4 separate regions of the Homo sapiens genome follow, and regions 2, 3 and 4 are each linked to region 1. Evidence: chromatin contacts called from ENCODE Hi-C or POLR2A ChIA-PET data. All regions are on one chromosome and are shown on one strand. The core of a region is the stretch at or near the end of the contact, and the rest is flanking DNA. Distances in the headings are between cores, read along the strand shown. Region 1 holds the start of RPL39L (ribosomal protein L39 like). Region 2 holds the start of AHSG (alpha 2-HS glycoprotein). Region 3 has its middle 64 kb from the start of BCL6. Region 4 has its middle 19 kb from the start of AHSG.

Region 1 (5,374 bases), core at 1,729-4,228:
CCTCATGCTGTTCTTGTTATAGCGATTGAGTTCTCATGAGGTCTGATAGTTTTATATGGGGTTTTTCCCCCTTTTGCTCAGCACTTCTCCTTGCTGCTGCCATGTGAAGAAGAACATGTTTGCTCCCTCTTCCACCATGATTGTAAATTTTGTGTGGCCTCCCCAGCCATGGAGAACTGTGAGTCAACTAAACTGCTTTCCTTTACAAATTACCCAGTCTCCAGTATGTCTCTATTAGCAGTGTAAAAATGGACTAATACACCTTGAGAGCTGATATTTAAAAAGAGCCTCCCTCTCTACTCTCTCTTGCGTCTTTTGCCATGTGATCTCTGCACAAGTTGCTCCCCTTTCCCTTGCACCATGAGTGAAAGCAGTTTGAGGCTCTCACTAGATGTAGATGTGGGCACCATGCTTCTTATACAGCCTGTGGAACATGAGCCAGATAAATCTTTCTTCATAAATTATCCATCCTCAAGTGTTCGTTTATAGCAATGCAAATAGGCCAAAACAGTGATATAAAGATAAGGAGGTTTTTTGTTGTTGTTGTCTTCAAAGTTACTGACAAGGAATACAATGGGGTGTTAAGATTTGACACACACATTATTTCAGGAAAATAAATTTTAAAATCATATCCCAATGTCATTATTTGAGCATCAGCTGTAGTTGGGTAGTAAAGTGTAATATCAGGCTTTTGGCAACTAGTTGCATTGTTCATCAACAACATTAAGTCACCAAGCTTAAAACATCACAACAATGAATTTAATCAATGAACAATGAAATGTTATCAAGACCATTCACAAAATTAAAAGCAGGCCTGGCGTAGTGGCTCACCCCGTAATCCCAACACTTTGGGAGGCTGAGGCAGGTGGATGACCAAAGGTCAGGAGTTCGAGACGAGCCTGGCCAACATGGTGAATCCCTGTATCTACTAAAAATACAAAAATTAGCCAGGCATGTTGGCATGCACCTGTAATCCCAGCTACTTGGGAAGCTAAAGCATGAGAATTACTTGAACCTGGGAGGCGGAGGTTGCAGTGAGATTGTGCCACTGCACTCCAGTATGGGCGATAGAGACTCCTCAAAGAAAAAAAAAACAACTATATGAATTAAAGCTTACATTAACAACAAATAAGAGTTTGAATGTGTTATCCTGCATATGGAAATCAGATAGGTCTTTGAAGAAAAACTGCAACCTCCGCCTCCCAGGTTCAAGCGCTTCTCCTGCCTCAGCTTTCTGAGTAGCTAGGACTACAGGCACGTACCACCACGTTTGACTAATTTTTGTATTTTTAGTAGAAACAGGGTTTCATCATGTTGGCCAGGATAGTCTCGATCTCCTGACCTGGTGATCCACCCGCTTCGGCCTCCCAAAGTGCTGGGATTACAGGCGTGAGCCACTGCATCCGGCCAGAAAAACATTTTAAAATACTTTGTACACTATTTGAAATGACTATGGAATGCTTGTTTCAATCAATAAAAAAAAGAAATATGAAATGTGAAATGCTTGTTTCAATCAATAAAAAAAAGAAATGTGAAATGTAAAATTTAATAAAATTTAAATTTTAGATACATTTAAAATGTCAAAGTCCTCCTTAAGCTTCAAGAAAATAAAATCAATCTCCTTAAAATGAACAAATTATGATGAATTCGTCAAAAATATTTATATTGTGTTAACCTCATTTACCAAGACATTTCAAATTTACATCTTTGTGTCTGTTAAAGACAGATTTAGAAATACACTAATTTTATTCAAATACAGTTTTTAGTTATGATGATTAGATTTAAAGATATGTGTGATCGGTCAGTTTATGATTATGTAGAATAACATGTCAATATTTACAGGATAATGCAGGTAGGTAAGACACCTGTTCTACTATTGCATGATTTCATGATTTAACTGGTGTAATTAGGAAAGGTTTTAGATCTAATTCGAACTGTCATATCCACTTTTTTTTTTTTTTTTTTTTTTTTTTTTTTTTTTTTTTGAGATGCAGTCTCACTCTGTTGCCCAGGCTGGAGTACAGCTCATTGCAACCTCTGCCTCCAGGGTTCAACCGATTCTCGTGCCTCAGCCTCCTGAGCAGCTGGGATTACAGGCACCCGCCACCACGCCTGGCTAGTTTTTGTATTTTTGTAGAGACAGGGTTTCATCATGTTGGCCAGGCTGGTCTCGAACTCCTGACCTGAAGTAAACCACCCACCTTGGCCTCCCGAAATGCTGGGAAGATATACTTCTAATAACAGCATTTCCAACTACATTACTTGGTTGAAACAGTTGAAACTGCCATTGCAGTTGCAGTAAAGGTAACAAGAGGTAAACTTCTAATATGTAACAGGAGATTTGACTTTTCTCATATGTAACAGGAGATTTGACTTTTCATCTAGAATTAGAACCAAAATCGTTAAATTTGTATAGATATTTGCATTAGCAGAAATCCCATTTTGTTCATGTTGTTTTTAAATAAAGTGACTCGTTTAAAATTTAGTTGCATTTTAAAAATCTGTGTTATGGGAGTGGTAATACTGACTCCAGGCAGGGAAATGAGACAATTGTTAGAGACGCAGGGATGGAGCTGAGAGGTCCTCCTGGTCTCCAATGGCCCGGCGGTGGCTCGATGGGAGGGAGAGCGCCCCCTGGAGGCATTGGCGGTTCCTGGCTCGTGTGCTCGCGGGAACCCAAGCTGTGAGCCTCTGGCCCCGCCAGGGCGTACGAATCCTTTCCTCGTTTATCCAGTATTAAGTCACGCTGTGTGCTAAGTACCGTGGCCAGGCAGCAGCTAGACAACGCGCTGAGGTAAAATAGAGAACTAAGGAAGAATGGGGGACCCCAAAGTCAACTTGGTGACACATCACACGCAGGAGTCGGACCCACGGCTCCCCGAGCCACAGCTCAGTGGGGCGGGACCGCCCGGGCCTGGGCGGGGCCGGGGCGGGGCCTGTCACGGGGGAAATCACCGCCCTAGCATCCGGGGAAATCGCGGTCTTAGCATCCGGCGCGCGGCGGTTGAATTGCTGCGCCCAGCGAGGCAACCGCCTCCGAACGCCAGGTGGGGGCGAGGCGTCTCGGAGTCTCAGAGACACCAAGGCCCCTGCGACAAGGTGGCTGCAGCTAGGCCGGGGGCGTCAGGACGACGGAGCGGGTTCGGGTCGGTGACACGCAGACCTGAGGGAGCTGGGCCCGCCTTTTCCGCCCGCGCCCCAGGCCCTTGCAGATCGAGATTTGCGTCCTAGAGTGGGAAAAAAGCAGAGGCCAGGGCGCCGGTAAGTAAAGGTTCCTCCTCACCCGCCGCCAGGGCCCGGTCCGCCCAACGAGCAGGGCGGCGTGAGGGTCACGGGCTGGAAACAACAATGCCACAGCTCAAGCCGACTCCAACAGTAGTAGCGTTTTTGTTTGTTTGTTTGTTTGTTTGTTTTTTGAGACAGGGTCTCCCTCCGTCGCCCAGGCTGGAGTGCAGTGGTGTGATCTCGGCTCACTGCAACCTCCGCCTCCGGATTCAAGCGATTCTCCCGCCTTAGCCTCCTGAGTAGCTGGGGTTACAGGCGCGCGCCACCACACTCGGCTAATTTTTGTATTTTTAGTAAAGACGGGTTTCACCATATTGGTCACACCAGTCTCGAACTCCCGACCTCAGGTGATCCGCCCGCCTCGGCCTCCCAAAGTGCTGGGATTACAGGCGTGAGGCACTGCTCCTGGCCTACAGTAGTGGCTTCTGGAGGCCACTCAGGCACCCCCTGTTTCTAGCTTAGAGAAGGAGGAAATCGACAATAAAGTAGCCTTAAAGGGATCCATGTTCCGCCCTGCCACCTCTTCAGATGTCAGCGTTGTCCAACTAGTGTCCCTAGAATTACCCAGGATGTGAGTGGCACTGATTCATCAGTGGTTTAATCAGCAAAACCAAGTGTCTTACCTATCTGCCTCATCTGCTCACTGCCTCTTTCCAAGGCGTTCTCACAGGCGCAAACACTTTCTTTTCCTCCATTAATTCCAGTAGGTAAGATTTTGCAGTCTCCTTTAAGGTCCCCGTTTCTCAAAGATAGCCCAAGGAATCTCGCCACTTCCTTGCCTTTTACACATCTGGATTCATCCAGAGACATAAACCCTGACCAGGACTAGCTTCAAAAGGGTCCCACCCGTGCAGTCACATAGGGCTCAGAAGGGCCCTGTACTTACTTTCTTGCTCTGCTATGGCAATCTTGAAATTCTTAATTTTTAAACCAGCACCCGCCTCCCCTCCCCGCCACCTCCACAACATTTTCATTTTGCACTGGGCCTGGCCTTAATTCTCAATTTTCTCAAAGGCTGTCATGTAACTATATAAAAATATAGTTAAAAGAGTTTCTTCTCTAGACATGTCTTTAGTCACTAGGACATCAAGAGACAGGACGGATGCTTCTATTAACTGAGAGTTGTTGGAATCATAAAGGCTTTGTAATCCAATAGTCACCCTCCACGCCTTCTCAATTTCAGAACCTAAGAGAGTTTGCTTAGAGAAAGAACCTGAGAGGTTGTAAAGCTGAGCTGACCAAAGCTCATTGAATCACATGTAGCTATTCAGCACTTGAAATGTGGCTGGTCTGAAAAAAGATGTGCTACAAATGTTAAAACGCACACCAGCTTTTAAAGTCTCTTTTTTTCCTTTTTTTTTTTTTTTGAGACGGAGTATCCTTCTGTCGCTGGAGTGCAGTGGCGCAATCCTGGCTCACTGCAACTTCTGCTGCCTGGGTTCAAGTGATTCTCCCGTCTCAGCCTCCCGAGTAGCTGGGATTGTGGTAGCTGTGCCTGCCACCACACCCGGCTAATTTTTGTATTTTTAGTAAAGACGGGGTTTCACCATGTTGGCCATGGTTGGCCAGGCTGGTCTCGAATTCCTGACCTCAGATGATCTGCCCGCATCAGCCTCCCAAAGTGCTGGGATTGCAGGCGTGAGCCACCGCACCCGGCCAATTTTTCTTTTTCTTTTTTGAAGACGGAGTCTTACTCTGTTGCCCAGGCTGGAGTGCAGTGGTGCAACCTCGGCTCACTGCAGCCTCCGCCTCCCGGGTTCAGGTGATCCTCCTGCCTCACCTCCCCAAGTAGCTGGGACTACAGGCATGTGCCACCACGCTGTCTAATTATTTTGTATTTTTAGTAGAGACGGGGTTTCACCATGTTGGCCAGGCTGGTCTGGAACTCCTGACCTCAGGTGATCCTGAGCATTTTGGCCTCCCAAAATGCTGGGATTACAGGTGTGAGCCACTGCACCTGACACTTTTTTTTTTTTTTTTTTTTTTTTTTGAGGAAGAGTGTTGTTCTGTTGCCCAAGCTGGAGTGCATTGACTCAATCATGACTCACTACAACCTCATCTCCTCGGCTCAAGCCATCCTCTTGCTGCC
Region 2 (5,845 bases), core at 1,124-3,623, 530 kb after region 1:
CTGGGCTTGAACAAGTCGATGGAGCCACAGCCCTCACTCTGAGCTCTATTTGAAAACTACAAATGGGTGTTAACACTTATTTGTATTTATTATTTATTTAATTTTTTAAGATTTCACTCTTCAAGCAGTGCTTTGGAAAATGCAAGTTTGGATTTTTCTCAGACAAGCTGCAAAATAAGGTGGTGTAGGGTAATATCTTACTGTCTTTTTTTAATCTCCTCTATCCCTCCCTCTCCTTCTTTCTTTCTTCCTTTTCATTATTTGCTTTCCTTCCTTCCTCCGTTTTCTTTTCCCTCCTAGAGGTTTTTGCTGCTGTTGTCCTTGGTTTTTCCTTTGTCTTGGCTTGTGCAGCAGGTGCCGGCATGCAACGATGCTGCTCTCTACTTCCCCCTGCTGGCGATAATGGGGAAGGGCATGTCTCCCTCTGACAGGAAACTGGATGTCACTAGTGTAGACACGAGGGAGCTTGCAACAATCCTTGGAGATATTCTTGTGAGTTCACCTGTTTCTGTATCTTGTCTTCGAAGCCTGAAAAATCCAGAAGGTACAAGTATGCCTTTTCTCCTCTCAGCCCAGCTCTGTTTGCCTCTCATTGGTTCTGCCTGATTCACTAGTACCTGAAGCCTCAGCATCCCCTCCCCTGGGAGAAGCTCCGCATTTTATGATGTCCAGGTGTGCCCAGAGTGACTGCCTGAAAGCGTTCACAGCTCTGGCGAACAGGAACCGGGTACACCTGGGTTTCTCAAGGGAACCAACTCTGAAGCTCTGCCTTTAGTAAAAGTCACAATGCCCATTCATGATTACCTTTTCCCTCAGATGTGCGTGTTGCGTGTTCATTTCCCCTGACTTGATCAGCGTTTCCTCCTAACCACCACTGTGCTTTAATATGGCTGCAGCACTCTTAAAATCCATCCGGAGCAATCCTGATTTCAAATATTTTGTCTCTTTGTGAGACGGATGGCAGTCGTCAGTCGGTCCAGGCTTCCTGTTGTTGACCTTATTTTCCAACCTAGATTGTAAGCTCTTGTGGGCACATATTGTGCCTTTTTCACCACTGTATTAGGTTGAACCATTAAAACGGCCAATATTTGGTTGCTTTTGATATAGAAAAATGGCAGTTTTATATGGTTCAACCTAATATCTCTGGTTCTTGTCCAAGGAAGGCTTGTAATACATATTTGCTGAAAGAATTGTCCTTAATCAGAAATAAATCTAATTTCAAAACAGGCAGTAGGCAGACAGCTTCTTTCCACCTCTCCAAATCTCTTGACTGATCCCCGAGGCATATTTCCAGCTTGATTTTTCTTGTCACTGGCTTCAAGCTGCGTTGGTTTCCTGTCTAGTGTGTGAGGAGGTGAATTGTGTTTATGCCAAGACTTCTCTCTGGGATGTGGGTAACTCTCTTTGGGAGGCAGTTTGTGTAGAAGAAGGAACACAGATATGGAATCAAATCCCAGCCTGAAGACTTAGTAATTATATGATTTTGGACCAAAAAAAAAAAGACAAAAACAAAAAACAAAAAAACTGCACACACACACACAACAGAGCCTTGGTCTCCTCTTGGGTAAGACAAGAACAATATATGTACCACACAGCACCAGGAGGCAGGACCGGGAAAGAGTAAATGAGATAATCTATGTGAATGGGCCTGGCATATAGTAGGCATCTGCCAGATGCTAGTTTTATTCATTCTCAGTCTTTGTTAGAGAGAAACCAAACCAAAGACAGATACGTGATTTTCAGCCAGTGGTAACTTGGCAACTAGGAGCTGGTCTCTTGGGTCCTAGTTTTTCCAGCAAGTTACACTTTCTGTCTGTGATCTGCACACTACCATTTGAAGCACTTTTTCTCCTGCACACCACCTCACACCCCACCCAGCTCCCTCCTGACACCCATGACTGCCATACAGAATGTCTCCTCTCCTGCCCTCTGCCTGCCCCTTCCCTCACTCCTGGGAAGAAATCAGAGAATTTACTCCTCTGTGGTTTCATTTGCACTGGGTGATGGTGATTTTTTGAGGCACCTGATTGAGCTCCATGTACACATTATTTCAGCTCATAGACAGCAGGTCCACTTACCTGAGGCCACACCTTTACTTCATCAATCTGGTTCAAGGTGTGTTTGTATCCCCAAGGAAGGTTTTGATTGATGTAGTCTATAGCCACCAGAGCTGCTTCCTCAGTTTCTGGATCATCGCAGTTCGGTTGTCTATAAATCAGCCCTGGGCCATGTGGGGCTGAGTGGCAGCCCCAGAGCTGAGCAAGACAAAGGAGCAGGACGAGGGACTTCATGGCTGCCCCAGAGAGGCCCTGGCAGGCGTGCAGGTGGTTGGAGGCTTCGGGACCAACCCAGGTGCTCTGCTGGGAAAGGTAGACCCATGGAGGGTGGTGGGCTTTATTTATCTGTTGGAGCCTGCCGGAAGAATTGCATAAGGATACAGGATGATTTCTGCTTTGGTTCAAAAGAAAAAAAAAAACACCCTGCAAACATCAGCCCTGGAAAAGCAAACAGGTTAGGACATCGCTGGTCCCCAAGAAATCTGCCAAAGTCCATGCTGCTGTGGGGGAGATGCTCCAAAGTCTGCTTGGAACATGGTAATAGCAGCAAAGAGAAGACAGCTGAGGGAATGAGGTGGACACAGTCAGCCTCAGAGTGCCATGGGTTTGGCAGCAGAGGAAATGTCTTCTACTGTGATCTGAGCATGCCATGGGGTCTGTGAGAGGGAAGGGAGGATACTCAGCAATTTGATAAAATTCTCCAATGTCAGGGGGAGTTAGCTTTCCAAGAGGAGTCCTACAGGGAGAACAAGGCCCACAGATATAGCAAAGGTACAGATGTGTATAGGAGATGCCAAGATTTTGGGGGAAGATTCTTGGAGAAAAGAAAAAGGATGAGAGATGTTTCTGCCTAAAGTGGGGAATGGAGGTGGAAGAAGGGGGTTCCCGTGGCAGGACCACGGTGGGAAATGACCAGCAAAACGTGTGGGGTTCCCTGCCCCTTCTCTTCCTTCTCCAGACCTCACTGCCAGGGCCCTGCATGTGACAGCACAGATGGGCACTGACCAGAGTCTCCTAGCACTAGTAACCTAGTGCCCCTGCCAGTGCACAAGGGCAGCAGAGGGGAGTCCTGACTCATTTGACACAGCTCTGGGTTCGAGTCTGACACCGCAGGCTGAGATGCTGCACGAGCAGCTACGGACACAAATACCCCTTGAACATTCTTTGCAGACTCAGCAGAATTACAGTGTGTCTTTCTGGCCAGAACAGAGGGCCAGTGTTGACTCCAGGCACTGCCTATTAAGTGACCCTTGACAATTCCAAGTGTGACATCCAAGGAGGGTTGGCAGGATAAAGAGAGGCTTGGGAAATATCACACAAGGACCTGGTTTGGTTTAGTCTGAAGCAAAGAAGCCCTCTCATGGAGACCAACATGGTCTTCAAATATTTAGAGGCCATCATTGTGTGTGGGTGAATTTGTTCTAATGTTTGATATTGCTTCAGAGAAAAAAAAACTGGTTAAAAAAAAAAGAAAGAAGAGGGGCCCCTCCAAAGGGAAGCTTAATATTGATTTTCTGGGGTGAGAATCGGGGTGAGGGAGGTGAAGTGAGTGGTGATGGGGCAGAGAAGGTAGTTGGCAGGACTGTTCTCACATTTACTCCCAGCTGCTCACACACCACACCGAATCTTAATGTCAGAAGCTCAGAAGGTGTGGCCAGGACTCCAGGTTCTCTCCAAGAGGGGGACCATGATTCTTCCAGATGAAAAACAAACTCTGGTCATCCAGCAAGATGATCCTCAAAGCCAGGGGCAATCTTCCATCACCTTATACTCCATTTCACTCAGGGCCCTGACTCCTGAACTGTGTGTGGAAGCTATGCTTTTCTTTATATAATCTTTAAAAATATTGAAGGGCTGGGCACGGTGGTTCACACCTGTAATTCCAGCACTTTGGGAGGCTGAGGTGGGCAGATCACGAGGCCTAGAGATTGAGCCCAACCTGACCAACACAGTGAAACCCTGTCTCTTCTAAAAATACAAAAATTAGCTGGGCGTGGTGGCGCGCGCCTGTAGTCCCACCTACTCGGGAGGCCGAGACAGGAGAATCACTTGAACCCAGGAGGTGGAGGTTGCAGTGAGCCAAGATTGCGCCACTGCACTCCAGCCTGGCAACGGAGTGGGACTCCGACTCAAAAAAAAGAAAAATTGAATAAAGTGTGGTAAGGTGGCACACACCTGTAATCCCAACTATGAAGGCAGGATGATAGCATAAGACCTGGAGTAGGCTATGGTTGCAGTGAGCTATGATAGTGCCACTGCACTCCAGCCCAGCCAACAGAATGAGACTCTGTCTCAAAAAAGAAATCATTCACAATCTCATCATGCAGAGATAAACAGTGTTAATGTTTTGATGCATTTATATCTTTTCTTTTTTTCTATGTAAAATAATATTTTAATATAATTTTGATTATACTGCATATACAGCTGTTAAAATTTTTTCACCTATTGCTTTAACTTGAATATTTTCCTATGTCATTAAGTAGACTTAAAAACATGTTTACAGGCCAGGCACGGTGGCTTACACCTGTAATCCCAGCACTTTGGGAGGCCAAGGCAGGTGGATCATGAGGTCAACAGATAGAGAGCATCCTGGCCAACATGGTGAAACCCCATCTCTACTAAAAATACAAAAAATTGGCTGGGCGTGGTGCTGGACGCCTGTAATCTCAGCTACTTGGGAGGCTGAGGCAGGAGAATCACTTGAACCTGGGAGGCAGAGGTTGCAGTGAGGGGAGATTGTGCCACTGCACTCCAGCTTGGGCAACAGAGTGAGACTCTGTCTCAAAACAAAAAACAAAAAAAAACAAAAAAAAAACAAAAAACAAAAAAACAAAAAAACACACTTTTTTATTTAGGAATCTTTGGCTTTTGATTCTTTTTTTCAGGATAGATTTTTAGAAGTAAAATTATTGATTCTAATGATTTGCACATTTTTAAAGCTCTTAATTTTTATAGTCAAATAGTCTATTTGGCTATGCCAATTTATCCCCCTTCCATTTAGCTGTTGTGTGATGTCAGCTCAGCTGTTTTCTCTTTTCCTCTGTTACTGCTTTCATGCTGACTTTTGTGGGAACTTAGATATGTGAACACTCTCAGAATTCTTTTTTAAAAATGTAATTTATGAATATCTTTGCTTTTATCACAGCTACTCCATATGTCTAATACTTATAAACTAAAATAACTTTGGTATCAAGCTGAGTAAAATGATCCCTTAGATTTTTTCAGTTTCCTTAGAAAGAAATGTTGCCATTTACTTACTGGAAATGAGGAAGAAAATAGATGATATTTTGGTATGTTTTCCAAGATGGCTGTAGCATTAGTGCCAATGGGTAGTTCCCTGTGCCTGATGACACCAGTTTTAAACTTTAAAAGATTCTCACTTGCCAAATGTATATGGGACTCATGAGTGATCTTCACGTGCTGAATACATATACTCATGAGTAATCTTGGGTCAGTTTGATCCAACTGGCTCCAGCTTCTTTGCATATCAGTAGGAGATAGGCATTTCCTCCATTTTCTGGTCCTTTGCTGCATTATTTTAGTTACTTTTCTGTGCATTTTTCTATGAGGCTCACATCACAGCAATAAAATAATCCTCATTCCATTCACACTATGATGGCTGATAGTGTATTGAGGATATCAAGGGCTTGTTAGAACTGGTCAAGGAGAGCAGGCCCAACAGTCTAAGGAGCAGGAGAGGATCAACAATCTCCAGGAGATGGCAGCAGGGTGCCGGGCAGTGCTTGCTGGGTGCAACCCTTGTGTGGCTGATGGCAGAAATCTCAAGA
Region 3 (5,755 bases), core at 1,567-4,066, 670 kb before region 1:
ATTTGTTAGGACTAGGCTGCAATACACATTCGGCTCTGTAGAACTGGGCACAATCCATTAATAATTCATAAAAGACACCTAAGTATTACAAAGGGAAGTGGTTTGTCATTGTCAGATGGAAGGAACCTCCTTTCACGTGGTGGGGCAATTCAATGTTTTGCAGTCCATAGTGTACCCAGTGACCCTGCCTGAAGTCACTCAACCTCTCTCAGACCCACTGTACTCAACTGGAAACTGAAGATATGGCCAGAGTATCATTAAGTTTTCTTCTAGCCCTAATATTCTCATACTTTATCAGTTACTTCAATTTAGAACCCCATCATGGACTAACTGTACTTCCCAATAATAAGGATCCATAGCAGCTGAGAGTCACCAGCAAGAAAATCAAAGCAGCTAATGAGAATGAAATTGAAAGTAGGAAAGGAGTATAGATTTCTCTTTAAGCGTTGCCTATCTGGTCTAGAAATGTTACCATGTAAAGATACACTAAGATCTCTTAACATTGAGTAAGATTTCCAGTCAATGTTTCAGAAGCATTCCAGGTTTCCTGTCTCTCTTCTGTCGTGGGGTGAGCATCTTTCTATGGACTCAATCTATGGCCATGTATTGACAAGCTGTAATGAAAAGCCCGGATACGTGGATCCAGGCCAGGATTTAGGGCCAATTTTTTTTTGGCTTTATTTAATCTCACTTTCTCTGGGTATAAAAGACAGCATGGAAGAGAGCTATAATGCCTGGCCGGGGAGTTGCAGAGGCCTATTGTTGGCTGGCTATTTTAGCCTTGGCCTTGCTATTTCCACTGAACCTCCATTTCCTCCTCTGTAAGACAAAGGGGTTGGTTAGATGCTCTTTACAGTTCATTTAAATGCTAGCCTTCCACTTTTTGGCTCTCCTGGGTTTTCAGAGCAGAGTCTCTGAAGGAAGCATCCTTGACCAAGTTTCGTTTCACAGCCCAGAGATCTCCATTCCTGTTCCCTCAGGGGCTTGGGCACAGGAATTGGGTTGAATCCATTTGCAACTGAAATCTGTTCACTGTAATAAGTATTTGTGTTCCAATAATTTTCTAACAGCTTGTAATAAATAAAGCCAAAGGCATTCCTCAAGGAACTGCAATTAAAGATGCATCCATGGTAGGGGGTGGAGGTAGCAGGGGATCTGGAGGAGGGAGACGAGGCTTTCTCTTGAAATCCTGCTAAGGACAAGCAGCCACAGCTCTGGTACCATAAAACTGCTGAACTGACAACGCTTTAATGGCATCACCTCTCACTAGTCTCAGTTTAATATGTTCCCTGAAGGAATCCTTCGTCTGTGGAGACAGGCATAAGCTGACACATTCATAGAGAGTCTTCTTGAAAATGAGCCTAATGAGTTTACTGTCACTTCAGACGGGTTGGAAAGTAATCTGTGGATGAAAGAGTTAAATTTCACCAGCTTGAGCTGTGCAGTGGGCAAGCCCCAGCTGAACATTTGAGGAGTGAACACGCAGAGATAGGCAAAGTTCTTCAGGTTCAAAGGCTTGTTTGGGAAAAGAATCCAAAAAGTTCAGATGCTTTTGCTGAAGCTTATCTGATTTATTCAAGCTGGGGATGGGAGAATGCAGAGGCATTTGTGGAGCTAACCAAACATAAGATGTGTTCTTGCTTTGCACTTTCTGCCTTAGCTTTTCGGCTTATGTGTGTTTTGAGGGGAAATCTAATCCACATGTTTCAGATCCTTGGTATTGGAATGCATGAAGGTGCTGGCTGGTCGTAGGGCAGCTCAAATGACTAGGTGATAAGTAAGCAGTATGGAGATCATCTGGGCAGAAATACACCAAAGAACGGAGAAGATCAGTCATTTCCCCAAGTACTGCTATTCCCTGGGGCCTTGTCATCACCTGGTAGGAGGAGGGACCATGCTGGAGTGTGCATGGGAGGTTTTCACAGCCAGGCCTGGAAGTGGCACAATCACTATTCATTGAGGCAGAGAACAAGGCTGAAAAATGCGGGGGTTCAGGAAAAAGAAGCAAAGTGACAGGACACCATATAGTCTGTGATCCCGTGCACAGCTTAGGGGACATGCATAAAAACCTGAATTTAGAATTAGAACACACAAGCTTGAATACTTGAGCAACCATAGCCTCAGTTTCCTCACCTGTGAAATGGATATTTTGATCAAGAATCCCTGCTTCATGCGGTTGAGAAGACTAAATGAAATAATGGTGATGAAAGTTTTTGGTTCTGTGCTTGGTGCAAAAAAAAATGCACTGAATAAATATTTATTTTTTATTGTTTAATTTAAGTTAGATTTAATGCAAATCCTGGTTCCTTTGTGTGTTCCCCAAACTGGTTTACCCTGTCTCCAACCCAAAAATTCTCATTGTCACTCTGAGAGCAGCAAGAAGTACATTCTCTCTGGAAAACAATATAAATTGGCTCACATATTTTTTTCCACGCTAAACAGCATGATTTCAAAATGCTGGAAAAAGCCAGAGCCAAAGTAAATTCCCCCAACCTTTCTCTCTCTCTCTCTCTCTCTCTCTCACACACACACACACACACACGTGAACTTTTAAACCTTGCAAATCAGACAAGTGAAAAAAAAAAAGAAAGAAAGAAAGAAAGAAAGAAAAAGCCCAGCCTTCCATTGCTTCACATCGTATATATATCGAGTTCACTTCACAAACACAAGGTGCACTGTCAGAAGTGCCTTCGGCAAAGTTTGTACTTTGCTTGAATTCTAACTTTTGTTTACCAAGGTAATAAACCAGTCCTCTGCTGCACCAGGTGTAAAGCTATTATGAAAAGGCATATTTGTATTTCACCCCACCTCAGATGTACGGTATGTGGGACATCCTGCACTGTAAGAGCAGCCTGGATTTATTTACAGAGAGAGGCGCTCAAGCACAGAGAGGAGTGTCTCCAGGCTGGTAAAGGCTGAACCCCTGTGAAGAACTGGTCATCTAATCTTCCTCTTTTCTTTCGGCCACCTGCCCCTTCAGGCAACAGCGCCTTCCCTCTTTGCAGCGACAAATCATCCAGCCTGCCAGCAACCCTCCAGGGGCCTTTGCAGTCTCTGTGTAGGCAAGTTACGTCTTCCTGAGTTTTTTGTCCTACATTTTCAACCAATCTATTATTGACAAGCCTTGTACAGCCAGATTACAGTAGGCAAATGCAGCAGCTGAGGAAACGTCTCCTACCCTGTGCCTGAAAATCTCCACAAGCTTTTCTTCCCCTTCCTTCACAGGACCTGGTCATACCCTGATGGGCTATCTGAGGCCTGGGATGGGTGGGAGGAAACTTTCACCCAAATCTCTGAGCTAAATGGCCCGGAACTCACTCTAAATCATCTACTGAAATCCTGGCACAGAAAGGAGGAAAGAATGTATGGAAAAGGGCAGACTTAGAATGCCAGGGCCATTAGCCCGGGCAAGTAGAAGAGCTGCAAAGGGGGTCCCTGCGCTGTTGTTGATTCCAGGAGAGTCTGGCAGACCACCCAGAAACTTGCATAAGGCACACAGCAGCAGCAGTGGCATCCCAGCTCAACACGTCGGCTGCATGACACAGGCAATTTTCTCAGTCCTCGGCTGGAGCCTGGAGCCTCCCATTTGTCTTCTGGGAGGTAATTCCAATTTCTTCAGAACTTTGAGTTCTCATATTTCCTAAGCCCCTAGTAGGTGCAGAAGATTCAGCCAGGGCACTAGCCCATCTTAGGCACTCAATAAGTATTCTTAAACAATGAATTGGGCCGGGCGCAGTGGCTCACACCTGTAATCCCAGCACTTTGGGAGGCCGAGGTGGGTGGATCACTTGAAGTTAGGAGTTTGAGACCAGCCTGGACAACATGGTGAAATCCCATCTCTACTAAAAATACAAAAATTAGCTGGGCATGGTGGTGGGCACCTGTAATCCCAGCTACTCAGGAGGCTGAGGCAGGAGAATGGCTGGAACCCAGGAGGGGGAGGTTGACGTGAGCTGAGATCACACCACCACACTCCAGCCTGGGTGACAGAGTGATAATCCCTCTCAAAAAAAACAAAACAATGAATGAATTCTAGCTTTATCACTTTAAAAAGTAAAATCTTGAGCAAAGATCCCTTTGTGAACTCATATTTATTATGTCTAAAATGGGAATTATAAAAGTTATTACATTTCAGAATTGTTGTTACAAATAAGAAGCAGGTGAAGAGCCCTTGGTAAGCTTGCAAGAACTGCACCAACATTGGTGGTCACAGGCATGTCTAACACCTCCTCATGCTCGTGCATCTTGACCATGCTTTGCCAGTCATTGTCTCCCTTACATTGCCTGGAAACTCAATGCAACACACATCCATTGAATGACTACTGAGGTTTAGGTACAGTGGAAAGCACAGAGTGTATAGAGATTGATAAAACATCCTTGTCCTCAGGGAGCTTAGTAAATGAAGAACGAGTGTTGGGAAAAGACATTTCATCACTGAACACATCATTATTAAGTGTGTAATAGTCAGTCATTCAATCACTGTTCATTGAGGGCTAATTATGGACCAGGTACTGCTCTTGGCATTGGGCATTGTTTTAGTTAGGGTAGCCTCATGTAATGAGTCAACACAGAACTTATTTCTTGCTCACATAACAGTCTTGGAGGAGAATGTAGGTTGCTGGGGCAACTCTCCTTCACTTAGTCATTCAAGAGGCCAGGTTTCTTTCATCTCGTCCCTCTACTACTCCCTGAGGCCTTGTCATCATCTGGTAGGAGGGGGGACCATGCTGGAGTGTGCATGGGAGGTTTTCACAGCCAGGCCTGGAAGTGGCACATATATTTCTACACATGTTCCATTAGCTGGAACTCAGTCACACCTAACTACAAAGGAATCTGAAATGAGCCCTGCTCTATTTTCAAGAAAAAGAAAGATTTTGGTGAACATCTAACTGACTGATACAAGGATATAGCAAATATTAAGATCATGCTCCTATCCTCAAGGGGCTTACAGGTTTGGGAAGGTTATGCTACATAAATAAACACATAACCAAAATCATCTCAGGTATCATGAGGAAAATAAAATAAGGAAATGTGACTGTCATTTAAGCTGAAGGGGGCCTTTCTTAGATGGAGTAAGTGGTCGCCTAACTAAATAACAGTCGAGCTGACATCCAAATGGTGAACAGTTATCAGTTAAGAGAAAGACAAGAGGAGAGGAGTCCAGCAGAAGCTACAAGTGCAGGGCCCTGAGATGGGACGTGCCTGGGATATTGAGAGCAAAGCAAAGGCCAGTGTGGTGTGTGAATGAGGGCAGGACACACAGAATGAGAGTGGGAAGCTAGGGAAGGGCCACATGATGAAGGGCCTTAGAAATCATGGTAAAAACTTGGATTTTAAACAATAAGTTATATTTCAAGATTCATGGAGACCAACACAGAGAAGGAATAGATACCAGTCTGGCAGGAGGGGGAACCATGCTGGAGTGTGCATGGGAGGTTTTCACAGCCAGGCCTGGAAGTGGCACATATATTTCCACTCATGTTCCGTTAGCTGGAACTCAGTCACACCTAACTACAAAGGAATGAATGAATCTATCCTCGGATTCATTAGTCCATTCATTGCTCTTCCCTCAACCACAGAGGGATGACCCTTGTGTATCCCAAGTACCCACATCAGCTGGCTTCCCCTGGGCACAGCCAGTGGGAGACATTGTCAGGAGACAGAGGGGCAGGAGGCAGGAAGAAGCTGGGTTTATTTCTCTCCCTTTCTGCCTCTGCCAGCACCTCTGGCTCGTTCTATCCCCACCCATAGCTCC
Region 4 (5,593 bases), core at 188-2,687, 540 kb after region 1:
CGCTACTAAAAAATACAAAAAAAAATTAGCCAGGCGTGGTGGCGGGCACCTGTAGTCCCAGCTACACGGGAGGCTGAGGCAGGAGAATGGCATGAACCCGGGAGGTGGAGCTTGCAGTGAGCCGAGATCACGCCACTGCACTCCAGCCTGGGCCACAGAGCGAGACTCCGTCTCAAAAAAAAAAAAAAAAAAAGATGTTTTTTGCTGGTTCTGGGCTTTCCTTCTTGAGGGTTTTTGCAAACTGTGCCTTCAAGCTCAGACTGTGACAGGGACTCTCAGACCAGCCAGTGGGCTGTTGCCAGCTGTCAGGAGTCCAAGTCAGCCAAAAATCTGAAATATCACTGTTTATAGCAAACAACTAATATATTTTATTATCTAAATTGTAAAAATCCCTTAATATTTACCTTAAGGAGATTCATAAAATTAATAACTACACAACAAACAAAAAGAGACAAACAAAAATTTAAAAAATAATAGAGCAAACAGGCTGAGCACGGTGGCTCCTGCCTGTAATCGCAGCCCTTTGGAAGGCCGAGGCGGGAGGATCGCTTCAGCCCAGGAGTTCAATACCAGCCTGGGCAACATAGTGAGATCCACATCTCTATATAAAAACATTAATAAACAGTATTTTAAAAATAATAATAAATTTTTAAAGGAATACAGCAAACAAAAGTGGGAGAATTTTGCCAACATACGATTAGAAAAAAAAAATTTAAAGATATTTACAACCTCGTCTCTACAAAAAATATGAAAATTAGTCAGGCATGGTGGCATGCACCTGTGGTCCCAGCTACTTGGGAGGCTGAGATGGGTGGATGGCTTGAGCTTGGGAGGTCAAGGCTGCAGTGAGCCATGACTGTGCCACTGCAGTCCAGCCTGGGTGACAGAGTGAGACTCTGTCAAAATGTATATATAATATATATATTTATATATAACATATGATGTTTATATTATATATATTATATACAATGTTTATATGATATATATTTTATATAATATACAATGTTTATATTATATATATTTATATATAAATTTTATATTACATATTTATATTTTATATATAATATATATTTATTTATAAATATATTATATATATTTTTCCCCAGAGGCCTTTAAGCCCATAACCATGTAAGTAGCCTATCTTCTTAGTATGTATAAGTGTTTAACATTATTCATTAAAATAAACAGAAAATGGAAATGAAAGCCAATTATAGTTATGCTTATGTTTTTATCATATAGTCAGCACATGCAATAATTTATCTTTAATATAAAGGAAGAGGGTGCATATACAACTTGTACCAAACAAAATTATTTTCTCCCTGTCCCCTGCGTAAATGTGCAATGTAGAATGTTGTTTTCAGTGTGTGCCAATCTGTGAACCAGCTTGGGAAGGCTCTGCCTTGGTCTGGCCCTCCCCTGGCACGTGTTCACCCGGGTGACAGTTGTGCTATGGTGCAGCCCGACCTGGTCTCCATGCACAGCTCTCATGAGTTCCTCCTTCATGAGACAGTCTCAGAACTCAGCCTAGCTCTAGCCCCTCCTGTGCCTTCAGCCATCACTCTGCACTTGCTCATAACAGTTCTGAATGACGTGAGCTGCATGGGCTTCCATGCAAGCAGCACCTTTCATGCTGGGGCTTAGAAGGATCAACTGTCCAGGTTTGTCTGGGACTGAGAAGTTTCTGGGACATGGGACTTTCAGTGCTAAAACAGAAAAAGTCCCAGGCAAACAGAGATGATCTGGTTACCCTAGTGCTGGTGGGGAAAGGCAATGGGTCACACCAAGCGCTGTAACTCTGGACTGCCAGATCTCTAGCAGTGAAGGTCAGAGGTCTGAGGCTTCCTGCTATACAAACACTCTGCCAGGTGGCGTGTCTCAGGCCAGCTCCTGAGATGTCTGCTCTCATTTCTCCCGAGGCTCTGTGGCTGTTTTATCTTTCCCTCTTTCCATGTTTAGTAATAGCCCTCATAGCAGTTTCTGTTTTTCTGGGCCTAGAGCAGGCTGAGAATGTAGGATTGGTTTCCATGTATTCTCTGCAGATATTCTTCAGCGGAGACATTCTTGGTTTTTTCCCAAGGAAAGGGTGTCACGGGGTCAGAAATCCACACCTGTGCAGGTCAATGAATGTTTTACACTGTTTGACATTGGGGAAATTTGTTAGTGTTTCAAAAATATGTCTTAACAGAGATGCAAATTGGTTCAAAAAGTTTAGTCACATTTATTATATAACAGTAATAATACCTAATATTTAATGAGTGCTTGTTACATACCAGGTACTTTAAATATATCATATTGTTCAATCTTCACAATATGAGTTGGGTGAGGAGGCTCAGAGAGGTTGTCATACTTGTTCAAGGTCATGGAGCTAATAATTGGAAGAGAAGGGATTTAAATCCAGTCTCACCGCAGAGCCAGCACTTGGACTTAGAACTGTAGACTCGGAGCTAAGCACAATCATGTTTGAGCAAACCAATGAGAAGACTGCAGTTTCACATACTGCTTTCTGGACAACTGTGCGGTGTGTCAATTAAGTGTGTTTCCTTCCTGGACCTAGGTCTATGTAATTGAGGGGGCTCTCAGTTTCTATAGCAAGAGTTAAATAAAAGACAACATGATATCTGTGCACTGAGTGGATCCAGGAATTATCCACGGTTTGGCCACAGTGTCCAAAATTTTATTATCATTCTGGGATTCATATTCATGTGGGATTCATATCACCAGAATTCCAGAGACACCACACTCAGGGCTGGTAGCCTATGGCTACTTCTCAGCTCAGCCAGTTCCTCTCAGAAGTGAGCCATGCTGATAAAAGTCTGGGCTTGAAAATTCCTAAGGTTTGTGCTTCAAAGGCCACCATAGAAATAAATTTTAGAAACCACGTACTGTGATAGTTTGTGACAGCTCAGTTTTGCATTACCTTCCTTGATCAAATTCTCTGTATGCACATACATGCTCAGATGAGCTGGTTTGAGTTCTTCCCTAGAGTTTCAAGTTCAGTGCCTTCAAATATCACATCAATAGTGTCTTGGGGCTGGGCAAGGTGGCTCACACCTGTAATCCCAGCACTTTGGGAGGCCAAGGCAGGCAGATCACCTGAGGTCAGGAGTTCAAGACCAGCCTGGCCAACATAGCAAAACCCTGTCTCTACTAAAAATATAAAAATTAGGCGGGCATGGTGGTGGGTGCCTGTAATCCCAGCTACTCAGGAGCCTGAGGCAGGAGAATCCCTTGAACTTAGGAGGCAGAGGTTGCAATGAGCTGAGAAAAAAAAAAGTGTCTTGGTCTGTTTTCTGTTGCTTGTAACAGAATATCTGGAACTGAATAATTTATAAATAAAAAAATGTATTTCTTACAGTTATGGAGGCTGAGAAGTGCAAGTTCAAGAGGCCAGATCTGGCGAGGGCCTTCCTGTTGGTGAGGACACTGCAGACTCCCCAGATGGTGCAGGGCATCACATGGTGAGGGGGCTGAGCATGCTAGTTCAGGCCTCTCTTTCTCTTCATAAAAGCCAACAACCCTATTGATTCACTGGTCCATGAGTAGATTAATCCATTCACAAAGGCAATCACCTCATGATCCAATCGCCTCTTAAAAGCTCCCCCTCTCAATACTGCCACATCGGGGATTTTCAACATGAGTTTTGGAGGGGGCTAAAATTCAAACCATAGCAAGTAGAAATGCCTATTTTTAGGTTGTTCTTATGGGCTTCACAGAGAATTTCTCAAAGGTCTTGTTCTGAGTTCTAAAATCTCTTTCATTATCTACAGTTTTACCATCTAAGTGGATCAAAAATCGAGGAATCCTTTACGTTCTTCTTCAATGTCTTCAAAATGCCCCCTACAAAGGCAATGGCCACACATGAAGGGGACATAGCTTTAACCACTTGCTCATCAACAGACTGGGCTTGTGAGGCCCAGGGCAAAAATCCTGTGATGGATAATGCAGGCAATGCAGAGTGTGGCCTCCTTCTCTGTTTATTGCATAGACTGTTGAAACATGTTTTACTGTCATTTTTTTGTTTGTTTGTTTTTGAGACAGAGTCCCGGTCTCTTGCCCAGGCTGGAGTGCAGTGGCGTGATCTCGTGATCTCGGCTCACTGCAACCTCCGCCTCCCGGGTTCAAGTGATTCCCCTGCCTCAGCCTCCTGAGTAGCTGGGATTACAGGCATGCACCACCGTGCCCAGCTAATTTTTGTATCTTTAGTAGAGATGGGGTTTCACCATGTTGGTCGGGCTGGTCTCAAACTCCTGACCTCATGATCCGCCCGCCTTGGCCTCCCAAAGTGCTGAGATTACAGGCATGAGCCACCGCGCCCGGCCATTGTCATAATTTAATTGTAAGTGTTCTTTCTGTGGTAAATGAACTCAACTTTCCATGTTTAACTAACATATTTAAGATTTCTTACTGGCCAGTGATTCAGCCTTTGTTTGTCTTGCTTGCTGGCTAATTAGGTGTGTGCGTTTTATGTTAAAAAGCTCTCTTATATATCCCAGCACCTAGCACAGTGCCTGGCAATCAGAAGAAATAAATTCAGTGATGATTATGTTGAGTCCTGTAGAGTAGTAGAAGATACAATTTACTTGAAGAGACTTTTCTCATACTATTAGGTTTAAAAAAACAGATAGTTGTCCTCTTTTTCTGGAACTGGGATCTGAGAGGTGTTGGCAGCTATAGTGAGAAACCAGATCTGTCATTTGACATTCCTCTCAGTTTCGAGTGTCCATAGATCAGCATCTCTCATGTTCTCATTAATATCACCGATGTGTAATCCACATTTCCCAGGCACCCCAGCAGAGAAAGGGATAATCCTAGGGGCCAGAATGGTGTGACATTTGCTCAGATCTCATCCCTGAAACTCCAGCTGCGAGAATGCTTTCCTTCCTTGATGGCAGGGATAGGGGTTGGTACTCATGGACTTGCAAATGGTCACCTCATTCTTTCTGAATTCACTTGCCTTTTGTGAGCACTATGTGGCCCCTCCATGGCTGTTCTGATGTTCCACAGTCTCAGCTGCTAATTGTATGGCTGTCTCATTTGATCACCTGGGGCAAACTGTATTTTCCAAAAAATGGCCACAACAATATTTGCAGGTCTACATATCCTTCAGAACCTTAAAGATTCTTTTCTTGAAAGGTCCAGTCTAATTCCCCTCCCCAGGAAGAGGGATGAGCCTTTGTGGCTGCCTCCATAAATGAAAATGCGATGGAAAGGATGCTGCACGACTTATGAGGCTAAGTCATAAGAAGAACTAAAGCTTCTACCCATTTCCACTTCCTTTTGGGAAACGTGTCTTGGGAGCCCTGAGCCAATATGTAAGAAGTCCAGCTATGTATAGCCACCATGCTGCAGAAACCACACAGAGATAAAGATTCGTGAGGAGTCTCCCCATTTCCAGTTCCCAGCTGCTTGAGTCCTCCCACCTCCCAGAATGAACTGTCAGACATGTGAGTAGAAATGACTCCAGACCCAGCCTTCAAGCTGTTGTCCCAGCTGACACCAAGTAGAGCAAAGGAGTTGTCTCCATCAGTCTAGCTCATATTGCAGATTTGTGAGAAAAAAACAAATGTTGCTGCGTTAAGCCAGTAAATGCTAG

Evidence for each region. A loop is a pair of places that touch in the nucleus more often than their neighbours do. ChIA-PET counts read pairs that join two places held with the same protein, here RNA polymerase II (POLR2A). Pooled maps may share reads with other maps.
Region 2: a pooled map shows a loop between it and region 1 (1.8-fold over the local background). The contact joins the promoter of AHSG here to the promoter of RPL39L in region 1. A Hi-C loop is called at or near these places in 5 of 50 pooled maps.
Region 3: a pooled map shows a loop between it and region 1 (2.3-fold over the local background). The contact joins the enhancer-like site here to the promoter of RPL39L in region 1. A Hi-C loop is called at or near these places in 4 of 50 pooled maps. POLR2A ChIA-PET finds 5 or more read pairs at or near these places in 2 of 52 experiments (GM12878 and PC-9).
Region 4: POLR2A ChIA-PET joins it to region 1 with 10 read pairs in A673. The contact joins the enhancer-like site here to the promoter of RPL39L in region 1. POLR2A ChIA-PET finds 5 or more read pairs at or near these places in 2 of 52 experiments (A673 and activated B cell).

The regions. Positions count from the first base shown.
Region 1 is chr3:187,137,100-187,142,473 of GRCh38, reverse strand. It overlaps RPL39L (ribosomal protein L39 like), which reads left to right and starts at 2,978. Exons shown (of 3, transcript NM_052969.3): 1 at 2,978-3,261. RefSeq lists a silencer at 2,838-3,067 and enhancers at 3,108-3,257, 3,298-3,397, 3,266-3,772, 4,962-5,374.
Region 2 is chr3:186,609,588-186,615,432 of GRCh38, reverse strand. It overlaps AHSG (alpha 2-HS glycoprotein), which reads right to left and starts at 2,373. Exons shown (of 7, transcript NM_001622.4): 1 at 2,079-2,373. The coding sequence starts at 2,291.
Region 3 is chr3:187,806,177-187,811,931 of GRCh38, reverse strand. No RefSeq gene overlaps it. Among named protein-coding and RNA genes, the nearest start is that of BCL6, 64 kb to the right of the region's middle. Within about 2 kb of position 2,816, at least 10 of the 41 ENCODE cell types and tissues checked have a DNase peak (open chromatin) inside an H3K27ac peak, as active enhancers do; they include PC-9, where a contact is called at or near this core.
Region 4 is chr3:186,590,900-186,596,492 of GRCh38, reverse strand. No RefSeq gene overlaps it. Among named protein-coding and RNA genes, the nearest start is that of AHSG, 19 kb to the left of the region's middle. Within about 2 kb of position 1,437, at least 3 of the 41 ENCODE cell types and tissues checked have a DNase peak (open chromatin) inside an H3K27ac peak, as active enhancers do.